Linked DNA regions of Homo sapiens: regions 2, 3, 4, 5, 6 and 7 are each linked to region 1. A link is a contact called in ENCODE Hi-C or POLR2A ChIA-PET data. All regions are on one chromosome and are shown on one strand. The core of a region is the stretch at or near the end of the contact, and the rest is flanking DNA. Distances in the headings are between cores, read along the strand shown.

What was found. Hi-C counts contacts between places; a loop is a spot of excess contacts on that map. ChIA-PET counts read pairs that join two places held with the same protein, here RNA polymerase II (POLR2A). Pooled maps may share reads with other maps.
Region 2: a pooled map shows a loop between it and region 1 (9-fold over the local background). The contact joins the promoter of FDPS here to the promoter of ADAR in region 1. A Hi-C loop is called at or near these places in 4 of 50 pooled maps. POLR2A ChIA-PET finds 5 or more read pairs at or near these places in 2 of 52 experiments (H1 and activated B cell).
Region 3: a loop to region 1 is called in a map of CD8-positive, alpha-beta T cell, with 2.5 times the contacts of the local background. The contact joins the promoter of CLK2 here to the promoter of ADAR in region 1. A Hi-C loop is called at or near these places in 1 of 168 maps with a recorded cell type or tissue (CD8-positive, alpha-beta T cell) and 5 of 50 pooled maps. POLR2A ChIA-PET finds 5 or more read pairs at or near these places in 1 of 52 experiments (CD8-positive, alpha-beta T cell).
Region 4: a map of naive thymus-derived CD4-positive, alpha-beta T cell shows a loop between it and region 1 (7-fold over the local background). The contact joins the enhancer-like site here to the promoter of ADAR in region 1. A Hi-C loop is called at or near these places in 1 of 168 maps with a recorded cell type or tissue (naive thymus-derived CD4-positive, alpha-beta T cell), 2 of 37 single-sample maps with no recorded cell type and 8 of 50 pooled maps.
Region 5: a pooled map shows a loop between it and region 1 (16-fold over the local background). The contact joins the promoter of RPS27 here to the promoter of ADAR in region 1. A Hi-C loop is called at or near these places in 1 of 37 single-sample maps with no recorded cell type and 8 of 50 pooled maps. POLR2A ChIA-PET finds 5 or more read pairs at or near these places in 3 of 52 experiments (AG04449, T-cell and activated naive CD8-positive, alpha-beta T cell).
Region 6: a map of CD4-positive, alpha-beta T cell shows a loop between it and region 1 (8-fold over the local background). The contact joins the promoter of MUC1 here to the promoter of ADAR in region 1. A Hi-C loop is called at or near these places in 2 of 168 maps with a recorded cell type or tissue (CD4-positive, alpha-beta T cell and mesothelial cell of epicardium) and 6 of 50 pooled maps. POLR2A ChIA-PET finds 5 or more read pairs at or near these places in 1 of 52 experiments (GM10248).
Region 7: a pooled map shows a loop between it and region 1 (4-fold over the local background). The contact joins the promoter of KRTCAP2 here to the promoter of ADAR in region 1. A Hi-C loop is called at or near these places in 1 of 168 maps with a recorded cell type or tissue (mesothelial cell of epicardium) and 8 of 50 pooled maps. POLR2A ChIA-PET finds 5 or more read pairs at or near these places in 1 of 52 experiments (endothelial cell of umbilical vein).

Annotation. Positions count from the first base shown.
Region 1 is chr1:154,605,772-154,609,944 of GRCh38, reverse strand. It overlaps ADAR (adenosine deaminase RNA specific), which reads left to right and starts at 1,759. Exons shown (of 15, transcript NM_001111.5): 1 at 1,759-1,953. The coding sequence starts at 1,939. RefSeq lists enhancers at 1-816, 1,486-1,875 and a silencer at 1,876-1,985.
Region 2 is chr1:155,306,918-155,311,090 of GRCh38, reverse strand. FDPS (farnesyl diphosphate synthase) reads right to left here and starts at 2,225. Exons shown (of 11, transcript NM_002004.4): 1 at 2,126-2,225; 2 at 1,126-1,302; 3 at 886-1,048. The coding sequence starts at 1,301. It also overlaps a transcript of PKLR not described here. RefSeq lists enhancers at 1,866-2,035, 2,366-2,495, 3,398-3,467.
Region 3 is chr1:155,271,137-155,275,309 of GRCh38, reverse strand. It overlaps CLK2 (CDC like kinase 2), which reads left to right and starts at 1,806. Exons shown (of 13, transcript NM_001294338.2): 1 at 1,806-2,109. RefSeq lists an enhancer at 713-1,213.
Region 4 is chr1:155,223,055-155,227,227 of GRCh38, reverse strand. It overlaps the pseudogene GBA1LP. Among named protein-coding and RNA genes, the nearest start is that of GBA1, 16 kb to the left of the region's middle. RefSeq lists an enhancer at 1-292. Within about 2 kb of position 2,312, at least 9 of the 41 ENCODE cell types and tissues checked have a DNase peak (open chromatin) inside an H3K27ac peak, as active enhancers do.
Region 5 is chr1:153,987,839-153,992,011 of GRCh38, reverse strand. It overlaps RPS27 (ribosomal protein S27), which reads right to left and starts at 1,250. Exons shown (of 4, transcript NM_001030.6): 1 at 1,210-1,250; 2 at 789-897; 3 at 336-446. The coding sequence starts at 1,215. It also overlaps a transcript of RAB13 not described here. RefSeq lists enhancers at 332-1,312, 1,010-1,369, 326-1,525.
Region 6 is chr1:155,191,659-155,195,831 of GRCh38, reverse strand. It overlaps MUC1 (mucin 1, cell surface associated), which reads left to right and starts at 2,923. Exons shown (of 12, transcript NM_001371720.2): 1 at 2,923-3,046; 2 at 3,522-4,173. The coding sequence starts at 2,989. THBS3 (thrombospondin 3) reads left to right here. Exons shown (of 23, transcript NM_007112.5): 23 at 1-244. THBS3-AS1 (THBS3 antisense RNA 1) reads right to left here and starts at 835. Exons shown (of 6, transcript NR_183238.1): 1 at 460-835. It overlaps MIR92B (microRNA 92b), which reads right to left and starts at 655; the gene lies at 560-655. RefSeq lists a silencer at 823-1,152.
Region 7 is chr1:155,171,394-155,175,566 of GRCh38, reverse strand. It overlaps KRTCAP2 (keratinocyte associated protein 2), which reads left to right and starts at 2,263. Exons shown (of 5, transcript NM_173852.4): 1 at 2,263-2,346; 2 at 2,675-2,829; 3 at 2,939-3,002. The coding sequence starts at 2,343. TRIM46 (tripartite motif containing 46) reads right to left here and starts at 1,718. Exons shown (of 10, transcript NM_025058.5): 1 at 1,538-1,718; 2 at 1-181. The coding sequence starts at 1,600. RefSeq lists silencers at 1,180-1,474, 1,644-1,733 and enhancers at 1,483-1,991, 2,064-2,113, 2,314-2,413, 1,992-2,500, 2,604-2,883.

The DNA.
Region 1 (4,173 bases), core at 510-3,009:
GATACAAAACATGCTTCCTGCCCCCGAGGAGATGACTTGACAATTCTAGAGGCAGATATATGAACAAGAAGTACATGATAATTGTGATTACTGAGGCATCCATCTTCCCTAGCAGACTAGCTAAAGGATGGCGCTCTTATTTGTGTCATATCCTGGGTGCTTAACACAGTATCTGCCACATAATTAGGTGCTTAGTAAAGTTTTGTTAAATGATCGAATGGGGCGTTTTTAGCGCAGTGTGCAAGTGCCCTATTAGGGGTAGGCGCCCAGTAACTCGAGAAGCATGGAGTAGGAAACCACAAACAGCACCTGCTCCCCCTCCTCTCCCCCTACCTGCTGTGGGGAAGGCCTCCCTTGTAAATTTGAAAGGTTGATTCACGGGAAGCCGTGGAGGAGGTGCATGCTAGGCCAACGAATAGAATGTGCAAAGGCCCAGAAGGAAGACAGAGCCCAGCCTGCAAGGGAATGTTAATTTGGAGTGACTAACACCATGAAAGGGCATCAGCTGGAGATACTGCTATAAAGGGACTGCCTTGTAATTTCATAAGCATGGGGGTAAAATTAAGATTAAACACAGGGAAAGAACATTCTCACAGGTGAGGATGGTGTTGAACCCTAGAATAATCGTTTCCCAGATACCTTGAACAAAAATCCAGCAGTTAGAGAAGCCTGACCATGAAGCAAATTTGACTTTTGTCCCTCTAGATAACAAAAGTTATCTTTTTGAAAGTAATGGTGTAATTTGAATGAGTGTAGAGAAGCGCTGAAGACTGAGCTTTACTAAAGCCTTCAGACCTGGATTTGGCAGCAGCGTGGCCTTAGTCAAGCCTCGGTTTCTACACCTGCAAAGTGGGAATAATGCCTACCTTGGAGGGCTGTTGTGAAGATTAAGGGAGATAATACATGTAAAGTACTTAACCATTTGCCTGGTGGGGTAGTTTTTATGACCTAGATCCTAAATTGTTCACTGCTGCTGTTGCTACTCTTGGTACTTTTTACTGGCTGGCATCTGCTTGCTTAAGTTTATAACATAGTAGGAGCATTAACAAGGTCCCACGGTGGGGACCTTGGTCGTTTGACGAGATCTGCGCTCCCGCCCATCCCCTCCCCCCCCCCTCCACATTGGAGACGCGGCCACCACCGCGCTGGCGCGGAGAGAGGGAGGACCGGGCGTCATGCTGTTTCTGGCCTGAGGTTTTGTGTGCCTTTGTTTTCCTTTTGCTCTATTCGTGTATTCCTGCCTACGGCCTGTGCGGGGAATTAGGAGCTCAGTACTGAAACGGCGGTTTTCCTAAACAGTACCGGACGGGCGCGGGGGCTGACGCCTGTAATCCCAACACTTTGGGAGGCCGAGGTGGGCGGATCTCTTGAAGCCGGGAGTTCGAGACCACCCTGGCTAACGTGGTGAAACCCTGTTCTTACTAAAAATACAAAAAAAAAAAAAAAAAAAAAGCCAGGAGTGATGGCGCTCGCCTGTAATCCCAGCTACTCCGTAGGCTGAGGCAGGAGAATCGCTTGAACCCGGGGGGCAGAGGTTGCAGTGAGCCGAGATTGCGCCATTGCACTCCAGCCTGGGCAAAAAGAGCGAGACTCCGCCTCAAAAAAAAAAAAAAAAGTACCTTCCGTAGTTCTCATGCAGCGGAGGGGTTCGACTTGTAACCGGCCTGAAACCAAGCGTGGCGCAAGATTTGCTCAAGCCCCTCCTCTTGGCCAAACTTTCCGGAGGGGAAGGCTTTCCGAGGAAACGAAAGCGAAATTGAACCGGAGCCATCTTGGGCCCGGCGCGCAGACCCGCGGAGTTTCCCGTGCCGACGCCCCGGGGCCACTTCCAGTGCGGAGTAGCGGAGGCGTGGGGGCCTCGAGGGGCTGGCGCGGCCCAGCGGTCGGGCCAGGGTCGTGCCGCCGGCGGGTCGGGCCGGGCAATGCCTCGCGGGCGCAATGAATCCGCGGCAGGTAAGCCGGGCCGGCCTTGGACCTTCGCCGCCGTCTGGGTTCGTTTACAACCTCACAGGCTTTGTGTTGCAGTGCGTAGCGTGTGCGTCTTGTGAGTGTTAGAGTGTGTGTGTGTGTGTCGTCTTGCCAAGCAGCATTGCTGGTTTAGGAATTTGTGCGTCTTGTGAGTGTGTGTGTGTGGGTGTGTGTCGTCTTGCCAAGCAGCATTGCTGGTTTAGGAATTTGTGCGTCTTGTGAGAGTGTGTGTGTGTGTGTGTGCGTGTGTGTGTAGTCTTGCCAAGCAGCATTGCTGGTTTAGGAATTTGTGAATTTGTATCCTGCTCATTAATTCTGCAGAATGGAGCAGTGCGTGAAGAGGGCTTGGGGGAAAATGCGCCCCCGTCTGAGTAGGAAGGCCTGAGCCCATGTCAAGGCAGACACATCGTCTCCCTTTCTGCTAGGGCCCCTTGTGGAACCCCCTACCCCCGCTTTAGCCCCACTTGAACAACGTTCGGACTTTGAGCAGCGCACACTATCCTCAGCTCACCTTATCCACCTCCTGAAGGCCTTCTGGGAGTTAAAAATGGCACTTAAGCTGTAGGAGAAAGCTTGTTAACCACTTTATAGCTAAAAACTGGGAAAACACAAATGGCCTTCAGCAGGTTAACAGATAAACTGAAATACATCCACATAATGGGATACTGCTTAGTAGTGAAGAGGAAATACTGTTACAAGTAACAACACGGGTGACTCGCAAGTGCGTTATGCTAAGCACGAGAAGCCAGACTCAAAAGGCTGCATACTGTATGAGTCCATTTATATGACATTCTGGAAAAAAAAAACCACAGTTATAGGGATGGAAAGTGGATCCGTGGGTGCCAGGGACTGGGTATCGTGGAAGAAATTGATTGTTGAGTGGCATGAAAAAGCTTTTTAGGGAAATAGAAATGTTCTATATCTTGATTGTGGTGGCGATTGTCGAAATTCATAGATTTATACACTTAAAAGGATAAATTTTACTGTATCTAAATTATATACCTCAATTTTGTTAAGATATATATATATTTTTTTTTTTTTAAGCACTCCTTTGAAAGGATTAAGGACGCCTAACTTGAAGGAAAAGCATTTCTGCACAGGTGTCAGTGTATTGCACTGTGGAACCTGTGTGGTAAAGGCAAAGGGGGTAGTGCTTATCTCTTGATCCTAAATATGTGAGACCAGATTAAAGTGAAATCTGGGAGGCAATGAATGTTAAATGAGTTGTTATGTAATTTGCATAGAGGTGATGCTGAGAGATTTAGAAAGGATCACTGTGGGTTGCTTGCTCACTTTCTTGCTCTCCTATTCCGTAGCTTTCCAAATGGCTGTACTCAACGGTGGCTTGGTGTTTAGGGGATTTAAGGGGGGCAAAAAGAAAGATTAATAATCTCCTCCTCTCCCTCTAACCCTACTGCCCTAAGATATCCTTAGCAAACTTACATCTCCTTTCTTTTCTCTGTGTTCATTCCATTGTGCGCACACATACACATTCATGGATTTTCTCTTTTTGTTTAGGGAAAAAAATTATAATGTACATACTATTCTACAACTTTTTGTTGTTTTATTGAACATTATATGATTCCTAAATTATCCCCAGGTGAATACAAATAGATATGACACATTTTAAAAAAATAAAATAACTGGCCGGGCGTGGTAGCTCATGCCTGTAATCCCAGCACTTTGGGAGGCCGAGGAGGGCGGATCAGGAGATCGACACCATCCTGGCCAGCATGGTGAAACCCCATCTCTACTAAAAATACAAAAATTAGCTGGGTGTGGTGGCGTGCGCCTGTAATCCCAGCTACTCCGGAGGCTGAGGCAGGAGAATCACTTGAACCCGGGAGGCGGAGATTGCAGTGAGCTGAGATCACACTGCACTCCAGCCTGATTGCAGTGAGCCGAGATCATGCCACTGCACTCCAGCTTGGCAACAGAGCGAGACTCCGTCTCACAAGAAAAAAAATAACCGTGTGAGTACTATTCCATAGAATGAATGTTTCATAATTTAATTCTTCTATAGACAGACATTAAAATATTTTCCAGATTTGGGCCAAGAGTAGCAGTTTAAAAAACATTTAGCTTTTAACTGACTCTAGCCACTTTGAAACACAATTTTTTTTTCCCAAGGTCACTCAAAGAGCTAATAGGAGAACCCCTAAGTCCCATAATTCAGCTCTGGGAGCCAGCACTCACTCTGTACAC
Region 2 (4,173 bases), core at 976-3,475, 700 kb before region 1:
CTGGGATTACAGGCGTGAGCCACCATGCCGGGCCAAGACTCTTTTAATCCCCATTCCAGTATAGGCAAAGCCCCCCTTTCCCTTCATTCCCCTGAGATATATGAGATAGACAGCATTTATAAAAAGAATTTTAATAGATACTCCAGAATCAACAGGAAAAAAATTGGCAAGTATCACAGCAATAGTTCATGTTCTAGAATAGGGGTTTCTAATGATACAATAACTTCACTCAGGCCCCAGGGAGATAGGACAATATCAGACTGCCTTCTTCCCCGGTCTCTGCCAACCTAACAGCTTCTGATTTCAGGACACAAAATCTAAGACTTGCCAGGTTCAAGGCCTCCACCCCCAAAGCAAAGCAGTTTGGATGACCCACCTTCCATCAGAGCCAAAAGTCCGGTTGATGGACTGAGTAAGTATACTTGCCCAGGCCCCAACCTCTCCAGAGCAGACTCGAGTCCCTCAGGTAAAAGCTTTCTCGGCCAGGCGCGGTGGCTCACACCTGTAATCCCAGCACTTTGGGAGGCCGAGGTGGGTGGATCACCTGAGGTCAGGAGTTCGAGACCAGCCTGGTCAACACAGTGAAACCCCGTCTCTATTAAAAATACAAAAGTTTGCTGGATGTGGTGGCACGCACCTGTAATCCCAGCTACTCAGAAGGCTGAGGCAGGAGAATCACTTGAACCCAGGAGGTGGAGGTTGCAGCAAGCCGAGATCACACCATCGCACTCCAGCCCAGGTGACAGAGCAAGGCTCTGTCTCAAAAAAAAAAAAAAAGCTTTCTCTCACATCTGTCAAAAGTCCCCCATAAGCCACAGGTGAATGCCACACAGGTACAGAGCAACTGAACCAAAGCCTTACTCCCCCAAGTCATGAATCCCTCACCTCCTTGAGCCGGGCAATAGCATCTCCTATCTCTGGGTGCCCCATCTCATCCTCAGTCAGCACCCTAACGATCTGGGAGAAGTGCTGAACGAAATCCTGCTTTTCTTGGGCATAAACATCTGAATTCTGGTCTCCGTTCATTCTGAGGGAGGAGCAAAGGGCTCTAAGTAGAAGAAAAACAAGTCAGAAACCTGATCAGCTGCTCCCCTCCCCAAGGCCCCTCACCCCAACCACACTCACCGAGGTTCCTCTGTCCACGCTTGGCACCAGCAGCGGGCACTGTGCCAGGCCAGGACTGGGTACCCGTGCACCAGGGAGGGCCGCCGTAGGGAACCCAGCCACCTCTCCCGGGGTGCCCAGTAGGGGGCTGGCAGCAGGAAGACCCCCACAGATCTCAACCAGCGGGACAGGGGCATCCTGGGAGTGGCATAGGGAGGGGGCACTAAGCACTCCCTGCAGGGGCAAGCACCAAAGGCAGAGGCATGGTGGCAGCTCCCCAGATAACTCCCACCCCAGCCTTAGCCCAGAGTGCCCCTCCCTCTTGTGGAATGTGCTTGGGGACAATTACAGGAAGGATACGCAGGGAACAAAAAAGTATGGCTGGGTGACTGAGACCCAACTAATCACCACTTACAATAAACAGGCTAGAACTCAGTGCCTTCAAGATGGCGTGCACAAGGCTGGGTAAGGAGGCGGTACAGAGTAAAGTACCCCAGGATTAGGGGCTGAAAGGACCCTTAAGTCATCCTATTTTACACAAGCCAAACTGAGGCTCTAGGAGGTAGGAAGATAGTAGAGGCAGAGCCAAATCTAGAACCCAGGTCTCCCCTGGGCAGTGGAGAGGGGTGCCCAGGGTCTGAGTTACGCCCCAAGGAGGAAAGAAGCATTGGAGCGAGAACCCATGGGTGCTGCATCCATATGGTCCGGGGTGCTTGAACCGCGCGTCCCAAGCCCCACAGGAATCGCTAGGACTGAGCAGATAGGCTCGGAGCAACTCTGGACGGGAGAGAAGGGCTCGCAGCAAAGGAGTAAACCGGGGTCCGGGCATATTGGGGATTCCAGGAAAGCACAAGGGCAGAGTTGGGAAGTCTCCACACCCCTAGAAGGCCAGCCAGTCTAGCCCACCGACCTTCAAAACGGACACAACAGGCTGGCCTTCCGATGCCTCACAGTATCGTTACAGAAGTAAGGCCCGGTCTCGGCCCCCTTCCTCCAAGGCCCAGCACACATCCTCTCTCACCTGTTCCCAGATACGGATTCCTGCTCGGTCCCGCTTGTTGGCGGGTACTCCTAAAAGCAGAATCCGCTCCGCGATCGGCTCTGTGGGTCGAGTAGTTCCCGCTCTCCCCACACTAAGGGCGGAAATATATAATTAGACTACAACTCCCAATGTGCCCGCGGGAGGGACAGATAACGCGATCCTGCGTGTCCTGGCTGGGCGAAGATGAGCCGCGCTGATTGGCTGCTGGCCGTCGTGTGAGCATGGCGCACTGTGGCACTGTGACGGACGACCAATGGAAGGGCTGAAGTCTAGAGGTCGCGGCTGGAGGCGTCAGTGCCGGAAGCGAGCCAGGCTGGGAACGTCCCCGCTGTGGCTTTGGCTGCCTGTCTTACTCAAGTTTTCATTATCTTCCTGGGCAGCTGATTGGCACGTTAGTAAAACGCAGCAGGACTAGCTTTCTCACTTATTAGTTCTCTAACTTTAGGCAAATCATTTAACGTCTCTGATCCTCAGTGAACTTGCTTGAAACTAGCTTTCCTCATCTGTTGAATGAGGGTGGTAATACCATGAGGTAATGTGTGCAAAGTGCTTTAAGGGCTTAAGAAAGATGAGTCTTGGGCCGGGCACGGTGGCTCACGCCTGTAATCCCAGCACTTTGGGAGGCCGAGGCGGGTGGATCATGAGGTCAGGAGTTCGAGACCAGCCTGACCAATGTGGTGAAACCCCGTCTCTACTAAAAATACAAAAAAAAAAAATTAGTCGGGCGTGGTGGCGCGCGCCTGTAATCCCAGCCACTCAGGAGGGCTGAGGCGGGAGAATCGCTTGAACTCGTAAGGCAGAGGTTGCAGTGAGCTGAGATCCAGCGAACCACTGCACTCTAGCTGGGGAGACAGAGCAAGACTCCGTCTCAAAAAAAAAAAAAAAAAAAGATGAGTCTCACACTTGTAATTCCAGCACTTTGGGCGGATCACCTGCGGTCAGGAATCTGAGACCAGCCTGGTCAACATGGCAAAACCCCTTCTCTACTAAAAATACAAAAATTACCCAGGTGTGCTGGTCCGCGCCTTAATTCCAGCTACGTGGGAGGCTGCAACCTCGCTTCCCGGGTTCAAGTGATTCTCCTGGATTACAGGTGCCTGCCAGCATGCCCAGCTAATTTTTGTGTTTTTAGTAGAGAGGGGGTTTCTCCAGATTGGCCAGCCTGGTCTCGAACTCCTGACCTCAAGTGATCCAGCCACCTCGACCTCTGAAAGTGCTGGGATTACAAGTACGAGCCACTTGGCCCAGGCAGTTATTTATTGATTATAAGCTAAACAAGGGTTGGATTATTCATGCCTCTGCTTTGTAGACCATATACAGTTAACTCCCTGATGTCGACACAGCATGTGGTAGGAGTATAGCGTTGAAGACCACCAGAGGTCACTCTTGTTGCCATCTTGGTTTTGGTAGGTTTTGGCCAGTTTCTTTACTGCAATCTGTTTTATCAGCAAGGTCTTTATGACCTGTATCTTGAGCCAATCTCCTATCTCATCCTGTGACTTAGAATGCCTAAACCAACTGGAAATGCAGTCCAGTAGGTCTCAGCCTTATTCTACCCAGTCCCTATTCAAGATGGAGTTGCTCTGGTTCACGCACCTCTGACAATTATGCTAAGTGAAATAAGCCAGACTCAAAAGGACAGATACTGTATGATTCCGTGTATATAAGGTACTGTCACCGGTGGAGGGTGTCCAGGTTCTTGGCATCTTGAACAAAGAATTGGACAAAACACGGCTGGGTGCAGTGGCTCACGCCTGTAATCCCAGAGCTTTGGGAGGCCAAGGTGGGCGGATCACGAGGTCAGGAGTTCAAGACCAGCCTGGCCAACATAGTGAAACCCCATCTCTACTAAAAAATCCAAAATTAGCCCAGCATGGTGGCGCACACCTGTAGTGCCAGCTACTCGAGAAGCTGAGGCAGGAGAATCGCTTGAACCCGGGAGGCAGAGGTTGTGGTGAACCGAGATCGCTCCGGGAGGAATGAAACAGGAGGAATGAACAACTCCAGATGCGCGGCCTTAACAGCTG
Region 3 (4,173 bases), core at 557-3,056, 670 kb before region 1:
CTCACTCTGTCGCCCAGGCTGGAGTGCAATGGCACCATCTCGGCTCACTGCAACCTCCACCTTCTGGATTCAAGCGATTCTCGTGCCTCAGCCTTCCAAATAGCTGGGATTACAGGCACCTGCCATCACACCCGGCTAATTTTTGTATTTTTAGTAGAGACAGGGTTTCACCAGGTTGGCCAGGCTGGTCTCGAACTCCTGTGCTCAAGTGATCCACCTTCCTGGGCCTCCAAAACTGTTGGGATTACAGGCATGAGCCACCGCGCTTGGCCTAATTTTTGTATTTTTTTTTTTTTTTTTTTTTTTTTTTTTGAGACGGAGTCTCGCTGTCGCCCAGGCTGGAGTGCAGTGGCGCAATCTCGGCTCACTGCAGGCTCCGCCCCCTGGGGTTCACGCCATTCTCCTGCCTCAGCCTCCCGAGTAGCTGGGACTACAGGCGCCCGCCACCTCGCCCGGCTAATTTTTTGTATTTTTAGTAGAGACGGGGTTTCACCGTGTTAGCCAGGATGGTCTCGATCTCCTGACCTCGTGATCCGCCCGCCTTGGCCTCCCAAAGTGCTGGGATTACAGGCGTGAGCCACCGCGCCCGGCCTTGTATTTTTTTAAGAGTCTGGGTTTTGCCCTGTTGCCCAGGCTGTCTCAAACTCCTATGCTTAAGTGATCCACCCACGTTGGCCTCCCAAAGTGTTGGTATTACAGGCGTGAGCCACCTCGCCCAGCCTTCCTGTTCTTTTTTAAGATTTAGTAAACTGGCCAAGCGCCGTGGCTGATGCTTGTAATCCCAGCACTTTGGGAGGCCGATGGGGGAGGATTGCTTGAGCTCAGGGGTTCAAGACTAGCCTGGGTAACAAAGTGAGGCACTATCTCTACAAGAAAAAAAAAAATAGCTGGGCGTGGTGATGCGCGCTTTTTTTTTTTTTTTTTTTTTTTTTTGAGACAGAGTCTCGCTCTGTCACCCAGGCTGCAGTGCAATGGCCCGATCTCGGCTCACTGCAACCTCCGCCTCCCGGGTTCAAGCGATTCTCCTACCTCAGCCTCCTGAGTAGCTGGGATTACAGGCGCCCGCCACCATGCCCGGCTAATTTTTGTATTTTTAGTAGAGACGGGATTTCACCATGTTGATCAGGCTAATCTCGAACTCCTGACCTCGTGATCCGCCCGCCTCGGCTTCCCAAAGTGTTGGGATTATAGGCGAGAGCCACCGCGCCCGGCCCTAGTAAACTTGTATTTCTCACACATTATGTAAGCCACCTTAGGATACAGTTCTCAAGTAAGTCCCCCTTTTCGGCACCCGATTCTCCAACCCTCCATTGCTCAAACCTTTCCTCCATGGCTGTGTCCCCACCCCGAGTCGTGCATAACTTTTGTTGATGACAAAAGGTGGCAGACTTTTGTCCTGGGGATAGGTAGGTGAAGTGTTTTAAGAAATGGTTATTTTCAGGCTATGCAGAAGAATGAGACTTCACCATCAAGCCTCACTACAGTCAGGCTTGCAGAGCAGCGACACTGTATTGACAATGACAATCCTTTCTTTTAAACTCCAAACCTAACTAAGCCACACGTCTCCATGCAAAGGGTAAAAGATTGAAGACGGAGTGGGAAAGGACAGGAGGCGGGGCATAGCGGGCCTGGAAGGCTTCCAGCTTGTCCCTGTGGACCCTCCTCGCCCCTATGAACTTCCGCCCCCAGTACCTCCGAGGCTCTGACAGGCGGATGCCTGCCAACTACGTGAGCACGTGGTGGCGCGCGCGGTCCTGGGGGCGGAGCCCAGGGGGTAGCTGGGAAGCGACGCAGGACGTCGGTCCGTGCGTACGTGCTCGCTCACGGCGGCGGCGGCGGAGCGGAGAGGCCAGAGCCGGAGACCGAGCTGGGATCGGGCCCCGGGCGGGGGCGGTGCGAGCGGCGCCAAGCAGATCTTAGGGGCGGGGACGGAGCCGGGGCGGGCGGGACTGAAGCGGAGCCCGGGAACGGGGCGGGAGGTCCCAGGGTCCCGGGTTGGGGGGGTGGAGCAGCATTTCGTCGCCGCGGGGGTGCCGGGACTCCGGCCGCAGTGTCGCCGCCATCACGGACTTCCTGTGGGACAAGCGCACGGGCCTCGCCGCCAGAACGGTGAGCGCGCGGGTTGGCTGGCCGCGCGAAAAGATGGCGACCGCGGGGCGGGCGGGGTTAGGCTTGGGTTGGGGGCAAGGGACGGGGGCGAGATTTGGAGAGGAGGAGAGTTGAGACCTACGAAGCGACGGAGTAGGGAGATGAGGGGGAAGGAGGTCGGCCTGCGTTAGATGTACCAAGAAGACCTGTAGGAAGCTTGGGCGGAACCAGACTAGAAGGGATGATAGAGTAAGGATGGGAGTGGTTCCAGAGATGTGAAGGAGTGGAATATCAAAGTTGGACTCGGGTCCAATCAAAGCTGGAGGGGAGGAATACATCACCGTGTCACTTGGAACATGCAGGAAGAATTTGCCTGTAGGAGTTCTGGATTTTCTGAGTAAGAAAGGAAAAAGCAAAAGATTTCAAACTTGAGAAAGGTAGGCTAGTGATGTTTTGAGGGGACAGTGCTGTGAGGCCGTTTGATGGTAGTATGTGGTGAGATGGCATTTATGTGGCTATGCTGATTAGGATAACTATGCTGGGAAAATCTTGTGCTTGCAGCTTGGTATGCTACCGGCCCCAGTTACACCAAGAATGCATCAAATACCACCCTCCTCAATTTGGGGAGGTTGGGAAGAAGTGATACAGAATGGTGGTCAGACATCGGAATCATTAAACCTTTTGCATACGCGATTCTCATACACCCCCACCAAGACTTATGTCCCTGGGCCTGTTTCATTTTATTGTGCCTTCCTATTCTCATCTTCCTGGATTGTGACAGTGATTTTTCTCTTTTTTCCTTGAAGGAAAAAAAGGATTTGTGAACCATCCCATTCCAATTCCATTAACTGGAAGGTGGCCAGCTGTCAGCTAAGTAGGGCTGATATTAATTAAAAACCACTTACTGGCCAGGCGCGGTGGCTCACATCTGTAATCCCAGCACTTTGGGAGGCCAAGGCGGGCGGATCACCTGAGGTTGGGAGTTCGAGACCAGCCTGACCAACATGGAGAAACCCTGTCTCTACTAAAAATACAAAATTAGCTGGGCGTGGCGGCGCATGCCTGTAATCCCAGCTACTCGGGAGGCTGAGGCAGGAGAATCGCTTGAACCCTGCAGGCGGAGGTTATGGTGAGCCGAGATTGCGCCATTGCACTCCAGCCTGGGCAACAAGAGCAAAACTCCGTTTCAAAAAAAAAAAAAAAAACACAAGAAACAGTTGTTATCTACGTCTTAAGCACAAGAGTGGAGGGGCCAGATGGGATGCTGACTGTATTTTGTGGCCTACTACATTAAAACCTCTCAAGGGAGAGTTGGCCAAAGATGTGAGAGATGATTAAGTTAATTCAAGGGGCCCGACCCAGATCCCTGGAGCTGATAGTATTTGGCGTTTACCTGGTATATGTAGAAACCTGGGAGACTGGATTCCTACCCTCAGGACACTGATAGTCTACTTGAGGAGATGAGATGTACTCTTAATGAGTGTACAACATTTATCATAACTGTAAACCAAAGCTTTACTCTATTGACTTGTGAGGAACTCAGCATCACACAGATCTATATCTTAGATCCTGAACGGGGATACACTGTGGCAGTCTCCATCGGTCGTCATACACTTTGCTCTGTAGTGAACTGTGTCCTAGACCTGAAGGTCTTCATGGAGCTGTGTTTGAAGAAAATAAGGATAGAACACTTGAACTGGCTGGGTGCGGTGGCTCACGCCTGTAATCCCAGCACTTTGGGAGGCCGAGGCAGGAGGATCACGAGGTCAGGAGTTTGAGACCATCCTGGCCAACATGGTGAAACCCCGTCTCTACTAAAAATATAAAAATTAGCCAGGAGTGGTGGTGCGTGCCTGTAATCCCAGCTACACAGGAGGCTGAGGCAGGAGAGTTGCTTGAACCTGGGAAGTGGAGGTTGCAGTGAGCCGAGATTGTGCCACTGCACTCCAGCCTGGCCACACAGCGAGACTCTGTCTCAAGAATAAAATAAGAACACTTGAACTGAGGGGTGGGTAATGAGGGATGGGTTTGGGGGCTTTCTAGAGTTTCAGCCAGAGTTAGTAGGTGGCTGTACTCCAATAAGGA
Region 4 (4,173 bases), core at 1,063-3,562, 620 kb before region 1:
TTGCTTTTTGAGGGCTGGAGTGGGAAGAAAGGTATATAATTCATTCATTCTTCGGACATGTGACAAACGTTCACGGAGCGCGGCAACGAGCGCCGGTGTCGCGATGCGCACTGGGGCTGCACATGGGAGCCAGGATGGACTGGACTGGTCCCTGCCCTGCCCGCTGACGATTGGCAGGCCACTGCCTTTGATGAGCTGGGCGCTATAACTGCCATTAAGCCATTTGTACAATTAATCACAACAGTGATAAGAGCGACAAAGGAGCTATTCGGGTGGCTGAGGCGGGAGGATCTTTTGAGCCTAGGAGTTCGAGACCAGCCTGGGGAATAGAGCGAGATCCTGTCTCAAAAAAAGGGGGAGAAAAAGTGACAAAGAAGTTGTGAGGGCTATGAGTTTGCGTTAGAGGAGGTGTGTGAGGTGGGGAGGCGGCAGGGGGCGCGGTTGTTCTTAGAGAAAGTGACATCCGGGCTAATTTTGAAAGAATAAGTGTTAACTAGGCTAAGCGGTGGGAAAGAGTAGTGTGTGCTGAAGGAAGGGAAGAGGAACCTGGCAAGTTCATGGCAGGCTGTAATTGGATGCTGGTCTCCCTCCACACTTGACTCCTACAGTCTGATTTCTACACAGCACCCAAAGTGATCTCTTAAAAATACACATGTGATCTTGTCACTTCCCAGCACCAAACTCTACAGTGAATTTCCATCTTAGAACAAAATTCAGACTCCTTACCATGGCCACCAAGACCCTACACAATCTGGCCTCCCAATTTCCTTTTCCAAGGTCACCTTTTACCACTATCCATCTCACTCACACTGCTCCAGCACTCTCTATGCTTTTATTTTTCTTTCTTCCTCTTTCTTTCTTTCTTTCTTTCTTTTTCTTTTTCTTTCTTTCTTTCCTTCCTTCTCTCTCTCTCTCTTTCTTTTCTTTTCTCTTTCTTTTTTTTTTTTTTGAGATGCAGTCTTGCTCTGTCACCCAGGTGGTGTGATCTTGGCTCACTGCAACCCAGAGCAGTGGGGGTGATCTTGGCTCACTGCAGCCTCCGCCTTCCAGGTTCAAGCAATTCTGCCTCAGCCTCCTGAGTAGCAGGGATTAGCGCCATCAGTCCCAGCTAATTTTTGTATTTTTAGTAGAGATTTCATCATGTTGTCCAGGCTGGTCTCGAACTCCTGACTTCAAGTGATCTGCCCATCTCAGCCTCCTAAAGTGCTGAGATTACAGGCAGGAGCCACCACACCTGGCTCAGTATTTGTTTTATTTTTGTTGTGTTTATTTATTTAGAGACAAGGTCTTGCTCTGTTGCTCAGGCTGGAGTGCTGTGGCAGGAACACAGCTCACTGCAGCCTCCACTACCTCAATTCAGGCGATCCTCCCACCTCAGCTGAGACTACAGGTGTGCATCACCATGCCTGGTTAATTTTTTCGTTTTACCATGTTGGCCAGGTTTGTCTCGAACTCTTGGGCTCTGCTGTCCTCCTACCTTAGCCTCCCAAAGTGCTAGGATTGTAGGCGTGAGCCACTGTGCCCAGCTGGTGTTCAGTATTTGAATCCATATTTCCTGTAGCCGCAACCAAAGTTCCACTGTTAGGTCTCACTTTGACTTTAATAATTGTGTTCAGGCTGGGCACACTGGCTCAAGCCTGTAATCTCAGCAGTTTGGGAGGCCGAGGTGGGTGGATCACATGAGGTCAGGTGTTTGAGACCAGCCTGTCCAACATGGCGAAACCCTGTCTCTACTAAAAATACAAAACATTCTCCGATCGTAGTGGCGGGCGCCTGTAATCCCAGCTACTTGGGAGGCTGAAGGAGGAGAATTGCTTGAACCTGGGAGGCAGAGGTTGCAGTGAGCGGAGATCACGTCATTGCACTCCAGCCTGGGCTACAGAGCGAGACTCTGTCTCAATAAGTAAATAAATAAATAAATAAATAAATAAATAAATAAATAAATAATTGTGTTCGGAGTCAGCATCATTCTTCCTGAAGTTCACCACTCCTTTGCCAAGAACACTTCCTGAAACACTGACAAGCAGGACCTTGAATAATGGGGTATGGTTGGTAACAACTCACTCATTCAACAAACATTGAGCACCTATTTTGTGCTTGCCTCTAAATGAAGAGCTGGTTGTATTATTTATTTTTTTAGGTGACAGGGCTTTCCCTATGTTGCCCAGGTTCGTCTCAAACTCCTGGGCTCAAAAGATCCTCATCTTCTCAAGTGGTTGAATATACACGCTCCAGCGACCATGCCTGGCTGAATGAAGAGCTTTGAGATTTTGAAGAAACAGGAACCATGAAATTTGCTTTGCAACTGTTTGCAACCTTTAAGGAAGACTGAAAAGGCATTCCTGAAGCATGTGAGAAGCAGTCTGTGTGACCTGATGACTCAGAACTGCTTGGAATTTAGATTAGGACAGATATGAGCTTAGGCTTCACTCTGCCACATATTTAACTTCTCTAAGTCTTAGTTTTCTTTTCTTTTTTTTTTTTTTTGAGATGGAGTCTCGCTCTGTCACCCAGGCTGGAGTGCAGTGGCACGATCTTGGCTCACTGCAAGCTCCGCCTCCCGGGTTCACGCCATCCTCCTGCCTCAGCCACCCGAGTAGCGGGGACTACAGTCGCACACCGCCACGCCTGGCTAAATTTTTGTATTTTTAGTAGAGACGGGGTTTCACCGTGTTAGCCAGGATGGTCTCGATCTCCTAACCTTGTGATCCGCCCGCTTCGGCCTCCCAAAGTGTTGGGATTACAGGTGTGAGCCATCGCGTCTGGCCTCTAAGTCTTAATTTTCTTATCTGTAATGTAGAGTTGTCAGGCTAGTGCATGTAATAAGCACTCATGAAAGACTGACTATTATCTTGCGAAAAATTGGAAGAGATCATATGAGGTACAAGGACCTTCCATCTGCACTGGGCTGTACATTGAATGTTGTGGTTACTGTTGAAGCATTGGTAAATCACATGAATCCAATGGTAAAACCACACCCTAAGGTCAGACTCAGTGGCTCACGCCTGTAATTCCAGCACTTTGGGAAACCAAGGCAAGAGGATTGCTTGAGCTCAGGAGTTCGATACCAGTCTAGGCAACCTGTTTCTATAAAAAGTTAAAAAATTAGCTTGGTGTGGTGGTGTGCACTTCTGGTCCCAGCTACTCAGGAGGCTAAGGTGGGAGGATCCCTTGAGCCCAGGTGGTCGAGGCTGCAGTGAGCCAGGATCACACCATTGCATTCCAGCCTGGATGACAGTGTGAGGCCCTGTCTTAAAAAAGACAAAAACAAACCAAAAAAACCCACACCCTAGTGGGTAAGGGGCAGCAGAGGTCCCACCCAAGAGTGAAATCATTTTTGGTGTCAGTAATCAGGGAGAGTAATATACCCTCAGGCCAGAAACTAGAGGTGAGTGATGGCTCACGCCTATAATCCCAGCACCTTGGGAGGCTGAGGCAGGTGGATTGCTTGACCTCAGGAATTCGAGACCAGCCTGGGCAACATAGGAAGACCCCATCTCTAAAAATAAATTTCAAAAATTAGTTGGGCATGGTGGCATGTACCTGTAGTCCCAGCTACTATGGAGGCTGAGGTGGGAGGATCCAATTGAGCCTGAGAGGTCAAAGCTGCAGTGAATTGTGATTGTGCCAAGACCCTGTCTCTAAAATAAAATAAAATTACAATTAAAAACTAGAGCTGAAAGGACAGGTTCTAGGTTAACTGGTAGTAGTTGTTCATTCATCTGTATAAAAAGTACTTTTTTGAGCACCTACTCTGTGCTGTGCATGGAATGAACAAATGTCTTTATTTGACTTGAACACAGACCATAGAAGTAACTAACAGTGGAACTGGGAGTGGCACTCTCCATGGGACCTAAAGACCTAGGAGCCTGTGATATGATACCTGTCAGTGTGAAAGGGCTGGAGTTTGCTATCTGAGCCAGACCTACACTCCAAGACAGGTCTTGCTGGGATGGGATCAAAATTGCTGCTGGGTCAGCCGAACTATTTTTGTACTTCTGCTTTTCACTTATATTTATGTCTTCCCTAGGTATATAGCTGTCTTTTTTTGTTTGCTTGTTTTTCTGAGTCAGAGTCTTGCTCTGTCACTCAGGCTGGAGTGCAGTGGCGCGTCTCGGCTCACTGCAACATCCACCTCGGGTTCAAACGATTCTCCTGCCTCAGATTCCCGAG
Region 5 (4,173 bases), core at 1-2,500, 620 kb after region 1:
CCTCTCCCAAAAAAGCAGATGCATGATGATCCACCCACAGAAAGCTACATCTTTTTTCTCAACTCTTAGCTACCTGCGCATTTGTATCACTGGTTACTTCCTATCAACTTAAGCCCTTTTATCACCCATTTATCCCCGCTTTAGACAGTAGTGCTTTGAGATTAATACATAGCTTTTGGTAGTATCTAGTTAAAACAACCAAATCCAACACTTCTTGTCTAAAAATTTACATTATAGATGATCCCTGTCACTGTTAAGACCGAAAAATCCTAAGAAATGTTTCCATTTCTAAAAATCAAACTCAAAGCCCCAAATCACATTAGTAAACCATTTACCTTCTGTAAGCCTTGCTTTTCCTCCTGTAGGCTGGCAGAGGACAGTGGAGCAGCCAACACACAAAACTACCGTTTGTGCATGGCTAAAGACCGTGGTGATTTTATAGCATCCTGAAAGAAAAGCAGATAACATTTTTTTCCTCTATTACACCCGTCTTTCCTGCACTTATGCCCAACTCATCATCCATTACATTGTTTCCCAACACAAAAAAACGTAGGGGTTGTATGTGAAATGTGATGAGAGATCACGGTGAAATGAATCACTCCTCCTAAGATGCAAAACTTTGCCAGTCTCATACATTCAAATTTTAAGAGTATCAGGGAAAATATTTTCCACAGGCGAAGAAACTGAAGCTGCTGCACAGCTTCAAGGATACGAGACAGCTAACACTACAACATTTTCCAACTGTTGAGGTCCAGTGCTTTCCCCACTACAGCAAGCCGTCTCCTCACCTGGGCATTTCACATCCATGAAGTAGGAATTGGGGCTCTGCACCAGGCGTTTCTTCTTGTGTTTCCTCTTCTCCTCTTCTGGAGAGGGATGAAGGAGATCCTTTGCGAGCTAAGAGGGACAGAAATGCAGAGATTTAGAAACCAACAGCGAAAATGGGATGGTCGAAAATAGCCCCCACTGTCACACACCGGGGAGAGCTCGCCCCTCGCCGCCCCTGGTGTCTGCGCAGCTGGGCCGCCATCTTATCTCCTCTCCGCTCCCGTCTATGCGGGTGGCCCGTGGGCCGCTGCGGTCCCTGGAGTTAATGTCCTAAGAAGTGCAGAGGGTAAATGAGGACCCTCTACGATCCGAAATCAGCGTGAGGGGAGAGTTCGGACAGAACAGCGAGATCTCCGCCGAAACCTGGACCAAAGCACTCACAGGCATGTTCTCGTGTGCGTAGGTCGTCACCGCCGGAAAGGAGCGAAAGCGGAAATCCTGCCCCTTATATAGAGCACACTACAGGAAATGACGCAAGGATCTTGTGCCACCATGTTTGGAACGTCTTACTTTGATCCGCCGCAGTGGGGAGACAAGGGAGCTGCCATTTTCGGAAGGTCTTTAACTGTTAGTTGTGACACATATGCGTCACCATGTTGAGAGGGTTACCTTGCTAATTTGAGGTCAGCGTTTGATCACTATCCAGGGATAAATGGACACTTTTAAAATTTTGTGCCATACCTTGACAGTTGGAGCCTAATAAATAGGAAAGGTTGAGGAAAACACCAGGGAGAAGGAGCCATATCCAGGACTTCCGTCCTATTTTTTAAATACCTATATTCTTAACTCTTTTTCTATTGGTTTAATTTAACAGTTTAGGCCGGGCGCAGTGGCTCATGCCTGTAATCCCAGCACTTAGGGAGGCCAAGGCGGGTGGATCACCTGAGGTCAGCAGTTCAAGACCAGCCTGGCCAACATAGTGAAACCCCGTCTCTACTAAAAATACGAAAATTAGCCAGGCGTGGTGGCGTGTGCCTGTAATCCCAGCTACTCTGGAGGCTGAGGCAGGAGAATCGCATGAACCTGGGAGGCGGAAGTACAGTGAGCCGAGATCCACTCCAGCCTGGGTGACAGAACAAGACTCTGTCTTAAATAAATAAATAAACAGGGGAGACATGGTTTGGTCAGTGAAAAGAAATAGGGAAGACTCAAGGAGATAATGAGAGGTGAGAGAATGGACAAAAAGAGATTGAATAGTTTAGCTTGAGAAGGGACAAGCATGGACACGGAAGGTGATGGGGATAAGTGAAAGATGCCTTCTTTTTTTTTATTTTTATTTTTATTTTTTTTTTAGACACAGTTTTGCTCTTGTTGCCCAGGCTGTAGTGTGATGGCGCCATCTCGGCTCACCACAACCTCCGCCTCCCGCGTTCAAGCGATTCTCCTGCCTCAGCCTCCCGAGTAGCTGGGATTACAGGCATGCGGCACCATGCCCGGCTAATTTTGTATTTTTAGTAGAGACGGGGTTTCACCATGTTGGCCAAGCTGGTATTGAACTCCCGACCTCACGTGATCCACCTGCCTCGGTCTCCCAAAGTGCTGAGAATACAGGCGTGAGACACCGCGTCCGGCCTTTAATTTTTTATAGGCAGCCAGAATAGGCTCGAGAGAGACTCCCTTGAATAATTTTTTCTTGCCCGGGCGCCGTGGCTCACGCCTGTAATCCCAGCACTTTGGGAGGCCGAGGCGGGTGGATCACGAGGTTAGGAGATCGAGACCATCCTGGCTAGCACGGTGAAACCCCGCCTCTACTAAAAATACAAAAAATTAGCCGGGCGCGGTGGCGGGCGCCTGTAGTCCCAGCTACTCGGGAGGCTGAGACAGGAGAATGGCGTGAACCCGGGAGGCGGAGCTTGCAGTGAGCGGAGATCGCGCCGCTGCACTGCAGCCTGGGCGACAGAGCGAGACTCCGTCTCAAATAATAATAATAATAATAATAATAATTTTTTCTTTGCCGGTCGCGGTGGCTCAGGCCTGTAATCCCAGCACTTTGGGAGGCTGAGGCGGGCGGATCACGTGACGTCGGGAGTTCGAGACCAGCGTGGCCAACATGGTGAAACCCCGTCTCGACTAAAAAAAAAAAAAAAAAAAAAAAATTTAGCTGGGCGTCGTGGCAGGCGCCTGTAATCCCAGCTACTCGGGAAGCTGAGGCTGGAGAATCGCTTGAACCCAAGAGGCGGAGGTTGCAGTGACCAGAGATTGAGCCATTGCACTTCTGCCTGGGTGACGAGCAAAACTTTGTCTCAAAAAATAAAATAAAAGTAAAAACAAAGGTTGGGCGCAGTGGCTCACGCCTGTAATCCCAGGCCTTTGGGAGGCAGAGGTGGGTGGATCACCTGAGGTCGGGAGTTCGAGAGCAGCCTGACCAACATGGAGAAAGCTCGTCTCTACTAAAAATACAAAATTAGCAGGGGGTAGTGCGGGTGTCTGTAATTTCAGCTACTCGCGAGGCTGAGGCAGGAGAATCGCTTGAACCAGGGAGGCGGAAGCTGCGGTTAGCCCAGATCACACCATTGCACCCCAGCCTACGCAACAAGAGCGAAACTCCACCTCAAAATAAACAATAAAAATTAAAAAAATAAAAATAAAAATAGGCCGGGCGCGGTGGCTTACGCCTGTAAACCCAGCACTTTGGGAGGCCAAGGCGGGCAGATCACGAGGTCAGGAGATCAAAACCATCCTGGCTAACACGGTGAAACCCCGTCTCTCCCTAAAATACAAAAAATTAGCCGGGTGGTGGCGGGCGCCTGTAGTCCCAGCTACTCAGGAGGCTGAGGCGGGAGAATGGCGTGAACCCAGGAGGCGGAGCTTGCAGTGAACCGAGATCGCGCCACTGCACCCCAGCCTAGGTCGACAGAGCAAGACTCCGTCTCAAAAAAAAAAAAAAAATAGGGCCAGGCGTGGTGGCTCACGACTGTAATCCCAGCACTTTGGGAGGCCGAGGCGGGCGGATCAGAAGGTCAAGAGATCGAGACCATCTGGCCAACATGGTGAAACCCCATCTCTACTAAAAATACAAAAATTAGCTGGGCGTGGTGTCGGGCACCTGTAATCCCAGAGGATTACAGGTACTCCAGAGGCTGAGGCACAAGAATCGCTTGAATTCGGGAGGCGGAGGTTGCAGTGAGCCGAGATTGCGCCACTGCACTCCAGCCTGGCGACAGAGCAAGACTCTGTCTCAAAAAAATTAATTAATTAATTAAAAAATAAATAAAAAATTTTTTTGAAACAGGATCTTACTCTATCACCGAGGCTGGAGAGCAGTGGCATCATAATCGTGGCTCACTACAGCCTTGGACTCTTGGGCTCAAGTGTTCTGCCCACTTCTGTCCCCCAAGTAGCTGC
Region 6 (4,173 bases), core at 1,674-4,173, 580 kb before region 1:
CACCAGATTCAGAATTCAGAATTTTAGACCCTTTGGCCTTGGGGTCCATCCTGGAGACCCTGAGGTCTAAGCTACAGCCCCTCAGCCAACCACAGACCCTTCTCTGGCTCCCAAAAGGAGTTCAGTCCCAGAGGGGTGGTCACCCCACCCTTCAGGGGATGAGAAGTTTTCAAGGGGTATTACTCAGGCACTAACCCCAGGAAAGATGACAGCACATTGCCATAAAGTTTTGGTTGTTTTCTAAGCCAGTGCAACTGCTTATTTTAGGGATTTTCCGGGATAGGGTGGGGAAGTGGAAGGAATCGGCGAGTAGAAGAGAAAGCCTGGGAGGGTGGAAGTTAGGGATCTAGGGGAAGTTTGGCTGATTTGGGGATGCGGGTGGGGGAGGTGCTGGATGGAGTTAAGTGAAGGATAGGGTGCCTGAGGGAGGATGCCCGAAGTCCTCCCAGACCCACTTACTCACGGTGGCAGCGGCGACACTCCAGTCTATCAAAGATCCGCCGGGATGGAGAGCCAGGAGGGCGGGGGCTGCCCCGCTAGGGGTAGCGGGGAGGCCGGGGGGCCGGGGGGGCCGGAGGCCGGGACGAGTGCAATATTGGCGGGGGAAAAAACAACACTGCACCGCGTCCCGTCCCTCCCGCCCGCCCGGGGCCCGGGATCCCGCTCCCCACCGCCTGAAGCCGGCCCGACCCGGGAACCCGGGGCGCGCTGGGGAGTTGGGTTCACCTTGGAGGCCAGAGAGACTTGGCGCCCGGAAGGCAAAGGGAATGGCAAGGGGGAGGGGGGAGGGAGAACGGGAGTTTGCGGAGTCCCAGAAGGCCGCTTTCCGACGCCCGGGCGTTGCGCGCGCTTGCTCTTTAAGTACTCAGACTGCGCGGCGCGGAGCCGTCGCCATGGTGACGCGTGTCCCAGCAACCGAACTGAATGGCTGTTGCTTGGCAATGCCGGGAGTTGAGGTTTGGGGCCGCCCACCTAGCTACTCGTGTTTTCTCCGGCCTGCGAGTTGGGGGGCTCCCCGCCTCCCCGGCCCGCGCTCCCGGGCGCGCTGACGTCAGATGTCCCCACCCCGCCCAGCGCCTGCCCCAGGGTCTCGCCGCACACAAAGCTGCGCCTCGGGCGCCGCGCGGCGCGCGGGCGAGAGCTGTGGTCTCTCGCCTGCTGATCTGATGCGCTCCAATCCCGTGCCTCGCCGAAGTGTTTTTAAAGTGTTCTTTCCAACCTGTGTCTTTGGGGCTGAGAACTGTTTTCTGAATACAGGCGGAACTGCTTCCGTCGGCCTAGAGCGCAGCCTGCGACTGCGGGACCCAAGTTCCACGTGCTGCCGCGGCCTGGGATAGCTTCCTCCCCTCGTGCACTGCTGCCGCACACACCTCTTGGCTGTCGCGCATTACGCACCTCACGTGTGCTTTTGCCCCCCGCTACGTGCCTACCTGTCCCCAATACCACTCTGCTCCCCAAAGGATAGTTCTGTGTCCGTAAATCCCATTCTGTCACCCCACCTACTCTCTGCCCCCCCCTTTTTTGTTTTGAGACGGAGTCTTGCTCTGTCGCCCAGGCTGGAGTGCAATGGCGCGATCTCGGCTCACTGCAACCTCCGCCTCCCGGGTTCAAGCGATTCTCCTGCCTCAGCCTCCTGAGTAGCTGGGGTTACAGCGCCCGCCACCACGCTCGGCTAATTTTTGTAGTTTTTAGTAGAGACGAGGTTTCACCATCTTGGCCAGGCTGGTCTTGAACCCCTGACCTTGTGATCCACTCGCCTCGGCCTTCCAAAGTGTTGGGATTACGGGCGTGAGCCACCGTGCCACGCCCGATCTGCCTCTTAAGTACATAACGGCCCACACAGAACGTGTCCAACTCCCCCGCCCACGTTCCAACGTCCTCTCCCACATACCTCGGTGCCCCTTCCACATACCTCAGGACCCCACCCGCTTAGCTCCATTTCCTCCAGACGCCACCACCACGCGTCCCGGAGTGCCCCCTCCTAAAGCTCCCAGCCGTCCACCATGCTGTGCGTTCCTCCCTCCCTGGCCACGGCAGTGACCCTTCTCTCCCGGGCCCTGCTTCCCTCTCGCGGGCTCTCGCTGCCTCACTTAGGCAGCGCTGCCCTTACTCCTCTCCGCCCGGTCCGAGCGGCCCCTCAGCTTGCGCGGCCCAGCCCCGCAAGGCTCCCGGTGACCACTAGAGGGCGGGAGGAGCTCCTGGCCAGTGGTGGAGAGTGGCAAGGAAGGACCCTAGGGTTCATCGGAGCCCAGGTTTACTCCCTTAAGTGGAAATTTCTTCCCCCACTCCCTCCTTGGCTTTCTCCAAGGAGGGAACCCAGGCTGCTGGAAAGTCCGGCTGGGGCGGGGACTGTGGGTTTCAGGGTAGAACTGCGTGTGGAACGGGACAGGGAGCGGTTAGAAGGGTGGGGCTATTCCGGGAAGTGGTGGGGGGAGGGAGCCCAAAACTAGCACCTAGTCCACTCATTATCCAGCCCTCTTATTTCTCGGCCCCGCTCTGCTTCAGTGGACCCGGGGAGGGCGGGGAAGTGGAGTGGGAGACCTAGGGGTGGGCTTCCCGACCTTGCTGTACAGGACCTCGACCTAGCTGGCTTTGTTCCCCATCCCCACGTTAGTTGTTGCCCTGAGGCTAAAACTAGAGCCCAGGGGCCCCAAGTTCCAGACTGCCCCTCCCCCCTCCCCCGGAGCCAGGGAGTGGTTGGTGAAAGGGGGAGGCCAGCTGGAGAACAAACGGGTAGTCAGGGGGTTGAGCGATTAGAGCCCTTGTACCCTACCCAGGAATGGTTGGGGAGGAGGAGGAAGAGGTAGGAGGTAGGGGAGGGGGCGGGGTTTTGTCACCTGTCACCTGCTCCGGCTGTGCCTAGGGCGGGCGGGCGGGGAGTGGGGGGACCGGTATAAAGCGGTAGGCGCCTGTGCCCGCTCCACCTCTCAAGCAGCCAGCGCCTGCCTGAATCTGTTCTGCCCCCTCCCCACCCATTTCACCACCACCATGACACCGGGCACCCAGTCTCCTTTCTTCCTGCTGCTGCTCCTCACAGTGCTTACAGGTGAGGGGCACGAGGTGGGGAGTGGGCTGCCCTGCTTAGGTGGTCTTCGTGGTCTTTCTGTGGGTTTTGCTCCCTGGCAGATGGCACCATGAAGTTAAGGTAAGAATTGCAGACAGAGGCTGCCCTGTCTGTGCCAGAAGGAGGGAGAGGCTAAGGACAGGCTGAGAAGAGTTGCCCCCAACCCTGAGAGTGGGTACCAGGGGCAAGCAAATGTCCTGTAGAGAAGTCTAGGGGGAAGAGAGTAGGGAGAGGGAAGGCTTAAGAGGGGAAGAAATGCAGGGGCCATGAGCCAAGGCCTATGGGCAGAGAGAAGGAGGCTGCTGCAGGGAAGGAGGCGGCCAACCCAGGGGTTACTGAGGCTGCCCACTCCCCAGTCCTCCTGGTATTATTTCTCTGGTGGCCAGAGCTTATATTTTCTTCTTGCTCTTATTTTTCCTTCATAAAGACCCAACCCTATGACTTTAACTTCTTACAGCTACCACAGCCCCTAAACCCGCAACAGTTGTTACGGGTTCTGGTCATGCAAGCTCTACCCCAGGTGGAGAAAAGGAGACTTCGGCTACCCAGAGAAGTTCAGTGCCCAGCTCTACTGAGAAGAATGCTGTGAGTATGACCAGCAGCGTACTCTCCAGCCACAGCCCCGGTTCAGGCTCCTCCACCACTCAGGGACAGGATGTCACTCTGGCCCCGGCCACGGAACCAGCTTCAGGTTCAGCTGCCACCTGGGGACAGGATGTCACCTCGGTCCCAGTCACCAGGCCAGCCCTGGGCTCCACCACCCCGCCAGCCCACGATGTCACCTCAGCCCCGGACAACAAGCCAGCCCCGGGCTCCACCGCCCCCCCAGCCCACGGTGTCACCTCGGCCCCGGACACCAGGCCGGCCCCGGGCTCCACCGCCCCCCAAGCCCACGGTGTCACCTCGGCCCCGGACACCAGGCCGGCCCCGGGCTCCACCGCCCCCCCAGCCCACGGTGTCACCTCGGCCCCGGACACCAGGCCCGCCCCGGGCTCCACCGCCCCCCCAGCCCACGGTGTCACCTCGGCCCCGGACACCAGGTCCGCCCCGGGCTCCACCGCGCCCGCAGCCCACGGTGTCACCTCGGCCCCGGACACCAGGTCGGTCCC
Region 7 (4,173 bases), core at 1,014-3,513, 570 kb before region 1:
AGGCAGGAGAGGTGGGCTCGGAGCTGGGGTCCCCACCATGTCCTATGTAGCCCTGCTGGCCCAAGACCTCTCGGGCACAGGCCTGGCACACGTTGTGGGTACAGGGCAGCACCAGTGGCTGCTTGTACATCTCTTGACACACTGGGCACAGCAGTTCCTTCTCCATGTTCTTCATGCTGGTCTGTGGAGGGACCAGGAGGCTAGGTCAGCGCTTGGACACTTAGGCATACCTCAGCAGCCCCTTGGCTGCCCTTGGATACCCTAGGGGTCTGAGGAAGGAGCAAGACAAGCTACCTGCAGCTTTTCCAGAGCACCTGCCTTGGGCTGGTTCACAGACCTTCCCAGACCTCTGTCCCTTGCTTCTCTTTCCCCGCTGCAGAGCTAAAGGCCCAGAGGAGGGACGGTTGGAGCTTGTGCCTGCTCCAGCCTCAAGCCCAATCCCCATTTCTCCAGCTGCAGTAGCCCCAGCTGGCAGCCCCCTCACCTGCCTCCATCCCCCATCTCTGGGCAGCTTGCCCCTGGCATTTTTCTCAAGGACACCGCCCATTCTGCAGCTCCATGCAGACCCCCACTCCCTTCTCTAGCAGCACCCCCATGCCGTGATTCCTCCCGATAGCCAGGCGAGGTTGGCACTCCATCCTGCTCGCTCCATACGTCCTCCTGCCGCAGCTCCGGCCTGCGGCCACTCCAGCCTCCATTCCCCATCCTTCACTTCCCCATCGGTCTTACCAACCCATTCCCCTTCGCCCCCATCAGGCCCTCCCGCCCTCTCCCGCAGCGCAACCCGGTCAGCGGCACCCCCTTCTCCGAACTAGCGGGGGAATCAAGAGCCCCGCCTACTCGCCCCCTCCCCACCGGAAGTCCCCTCCCCCTCTTGGTGGCGAGAGTGGGGGTCCTCAGGCTATGCCCCACCCCCACACCTCACCTTGGTCCCTCTCTTCGCAGCCATCCCGGTCAGGGGCGCAGCTGACACAAAGGAGGGAGGAACAAGGAGGGGGGGAGGAAGTGGTGGGGGGGAACACGGTTGGCACCGCCCCTGGGAGAGCCAGGCACGGGTTGCCATGACAACCGCAGGCTCGGAAGCAGCCCTGAGTGGGGGTGCGTGGGGTGGGGTCTTGGGGAGGGGTCCAAATTGGGAACTGCACTGTGGGGCGGCTCCTACATCATCCCCCACCTGTCCTCAGTTTTCTTGGAAAATATCCAAGCTCACACGTCCCTCTTCTCATAACAGGGCCTTTCCCCTGAAGCCCCAGCCCCGGTGCACTGCTGGAGGCCACCCCAGCCCACCCGCTGCGTCTGGGCTGCTCCTAGCTCCTCCTCACGCTCCAGCACACCGACGCCTTCACGGCACTCACCTCCGGGCTGCTCCCGGGATTACCCTCTCATACCTGCATCCCGACCCTCCCAGCCGTTTCTGCCATCGCTAGCCCCCTGTCTACATCCCAGCATCTTCCTGGATCCCCACCTGTTCCAGGTCCCAGCTTGCCCCAGAACCCTATACGCCCCCTCCCCTTCCCTCGACCCCACCTTAACTCACACTGATGCGGACCAGTGCGTCCATGATGGAAGTGAAGGTCTGCATATCCTCACCCTCTGCCATGGCCCTACCGTGCCCGCCCGCCCCTGGGTGCCCGATCCCGGCTGCGGCTGCGAACCCCGGGCTTAATGCAGGAGCCCAGTGGGGGTGTGAGGAGGGCTGGGGGTTGAGGTGTCACTGCGCATGCTCCCGGGACCAGCCTCGAACAGCGCCCGTCGGGGTAGGGGGTGGGAAATAGTTCTCCCCACGTGGTTCTCGAAAGCCGGTCGGGGGGTTGGGGAATATGGAAAGGTATTTGACGGGGGAGCCATTTCTTACATTCTCATTTTTCATTGGCTCCTAATTTTACTCATATAAAGCGGGGGATTAGTTTCGGAGGAAAATGAGTTCCTGGTTGGGAGCACTAAATTTTAGGTTGGGAGATGTTGAGGCATGGGGCAGGGAGGTTTGAGGAACGTGCACTAGAGATGAAAGAAATGGCAAAGAAGACAGAGATGGGATAGATGCCACAGGCATGGGCCCAATGACTTAAAGAGATAAGTGCACCTTGTACAGAGTGGCAGCAGACGCACCAGGTACGAGGAAAGCCTGAGGACCAGGGCGGTGGCCGAGGATGCCCCCTCGACGCATTATTTCCTCCCTGTCGCAAGAGGGCGCTGCGTCCAGGCACTGAGAGGAAGAAAGAGGAGAACGCGAGGAGTAGCAAGTCCGCGGTAAGCGCTGACGCATGCGCATAGCTAACCGCACCCGGTTCAGCTCGCCTTTCTTGGCCAGAGGCGCCGGTTGGACTCACGGGCGGGGCATGATGGGTAACAGGACCGGTGGGGTCCCCAGGAAGTCCTAGAGGGGGTCGGGGTTTGGGTGGACAAGCTTTCCTCGTCCTCTCCCGACAGAGCTGACGTGTCCTGGGTTCCACCGGGAGCGGGCATTTCCACCGGACGGGAGGGTTCGGGGTGTCCGGGGCTGGGGAATACGTAGGGGTTGCCGCGCGGTGTGGGGAGTTGGGGCGTGTGGCTGCAGTCCCGGGAGTTCTTGGAGGGGGTCGGCCCACCGAGCTTCCGGACCGGCTGATCTGCCCGTAGCTTGCCGGAGGGAGGGCGGAGCCTGACTCTCCGTCCCTTCTCCCATCCCCTCCAGTGGTGGGTACGGGCACCTCGCTGGCGCTCTCCTCCCTCCTGTCCCTGCTGCTCTTTGCTGGGATGCAGATGTACAGCCGTCAGCTGGCCTCCACCGAGTGGCTCACCATCCAGGGCGGCCTGCTTGGTTCGGGTCTCTTCGTGTTCTCGCTCACTGTATCCTCCCTGCAGTTGGAGGGGGCGGGCCACGTAGGCATGTGCCCTTCCCCTTCCCCACACAGCTCTGTCCCCGTTGCACACCCTACTCCTTAACTCCCTCAACCAGGCCTTCAATAATCTGGAGAATCTTGTCTTTGGCAAAGGATTCCAAGCAAAGATCTTCCCTGAGAGTAAGTGAATATTGGAGCTTGAGTATTTGAACTTTCTCCTCTTTAACCTCCTGAAACATGATATTGAATTTCCAGATGCTTAGGTGAAAGGTTGTTAAGGAGAAATATATTTACTGAAGCTGTCTGAAGACAGATGACGCTTTTCGATTCTGCACCTTGTATAGCTCCTGGAGTTGGAGCTGGAAGAGAAGGCCTTTGAAAGCAAGAAACTTTGGTACCTTCTGGCCAGCTCCCAGGGAAGGTTTGAGGGGAACAGGCAAATTTGGGCTGATGTTTTGCATCTATTCGCTGGGAGGCGGTCCTTGTTCCCACCAGAAGAAGCAGCAGGACCAAGTTCACTATGGAGTTCTGATGTGAAGTTAACTCAATATTAGAGAATTCTACTTATTTGAGGGAATTGTGAAGAGCCTAAATACTAGAGGCACCAAATATCTATGGCAGCAGGAATCCTGACCAAATCAGAATAACTGTTAGATTATTTCCTGTTTGGAATAATTCTTGTTCAATTGCTCATGTAATCAAGAATTGATGATTCAGTTATTTATGGAGAATTAAGTTTATAAAGCAAATTAAGTGTCAAGGCCAGATTACTTAAGGAATGCCACGTGCTCAGAAATTCACAGCAGATGCAATCTCATGTAAAACCCTCATGTGGTAAAACAAAGATCTATCATGGTTGCCCTTAATCTTTTCTCTTTTTTTTTTTTTTTTTTTTTTGAGACAAGGCTTTACTCTGTCGCCTAGGCTGGAGTGCAGGGATGTGATCACTGAAGCCTTGACCTGGTCTCAAGCAATCTTCCCTCCTCAGTCTTACCAGTAGCTGGGACTACCAGTGAGTGCCACCACACCCAGCTACTGTTTTAAGTTTTTGTAGAGATGGGGTTTCACCACATTGCCCAGGCTGGTCTCGAACTCCTGGGCTCAAGTGATCCTCCTATTTCAGCCTCCCAGAGTGCTGGAATTACAGGTGTGAGCCACTGTGCCTGGCTGCCCTCATTTCTTTGCCCCCCTCTAGGACTTGCTTTCTCCGCATAGCCCTTTTGCAGGCTTCAGAGTTCTTTCCATCCAGTAGCCCCGGGACTTCTCTCTGTTAGGTTTTGTTTCCATATGTATTACCTTCACTTGCTTCTTTTTTTTTTTTTTTTTGAGATGGAGTCTCGCTCTGTCACCC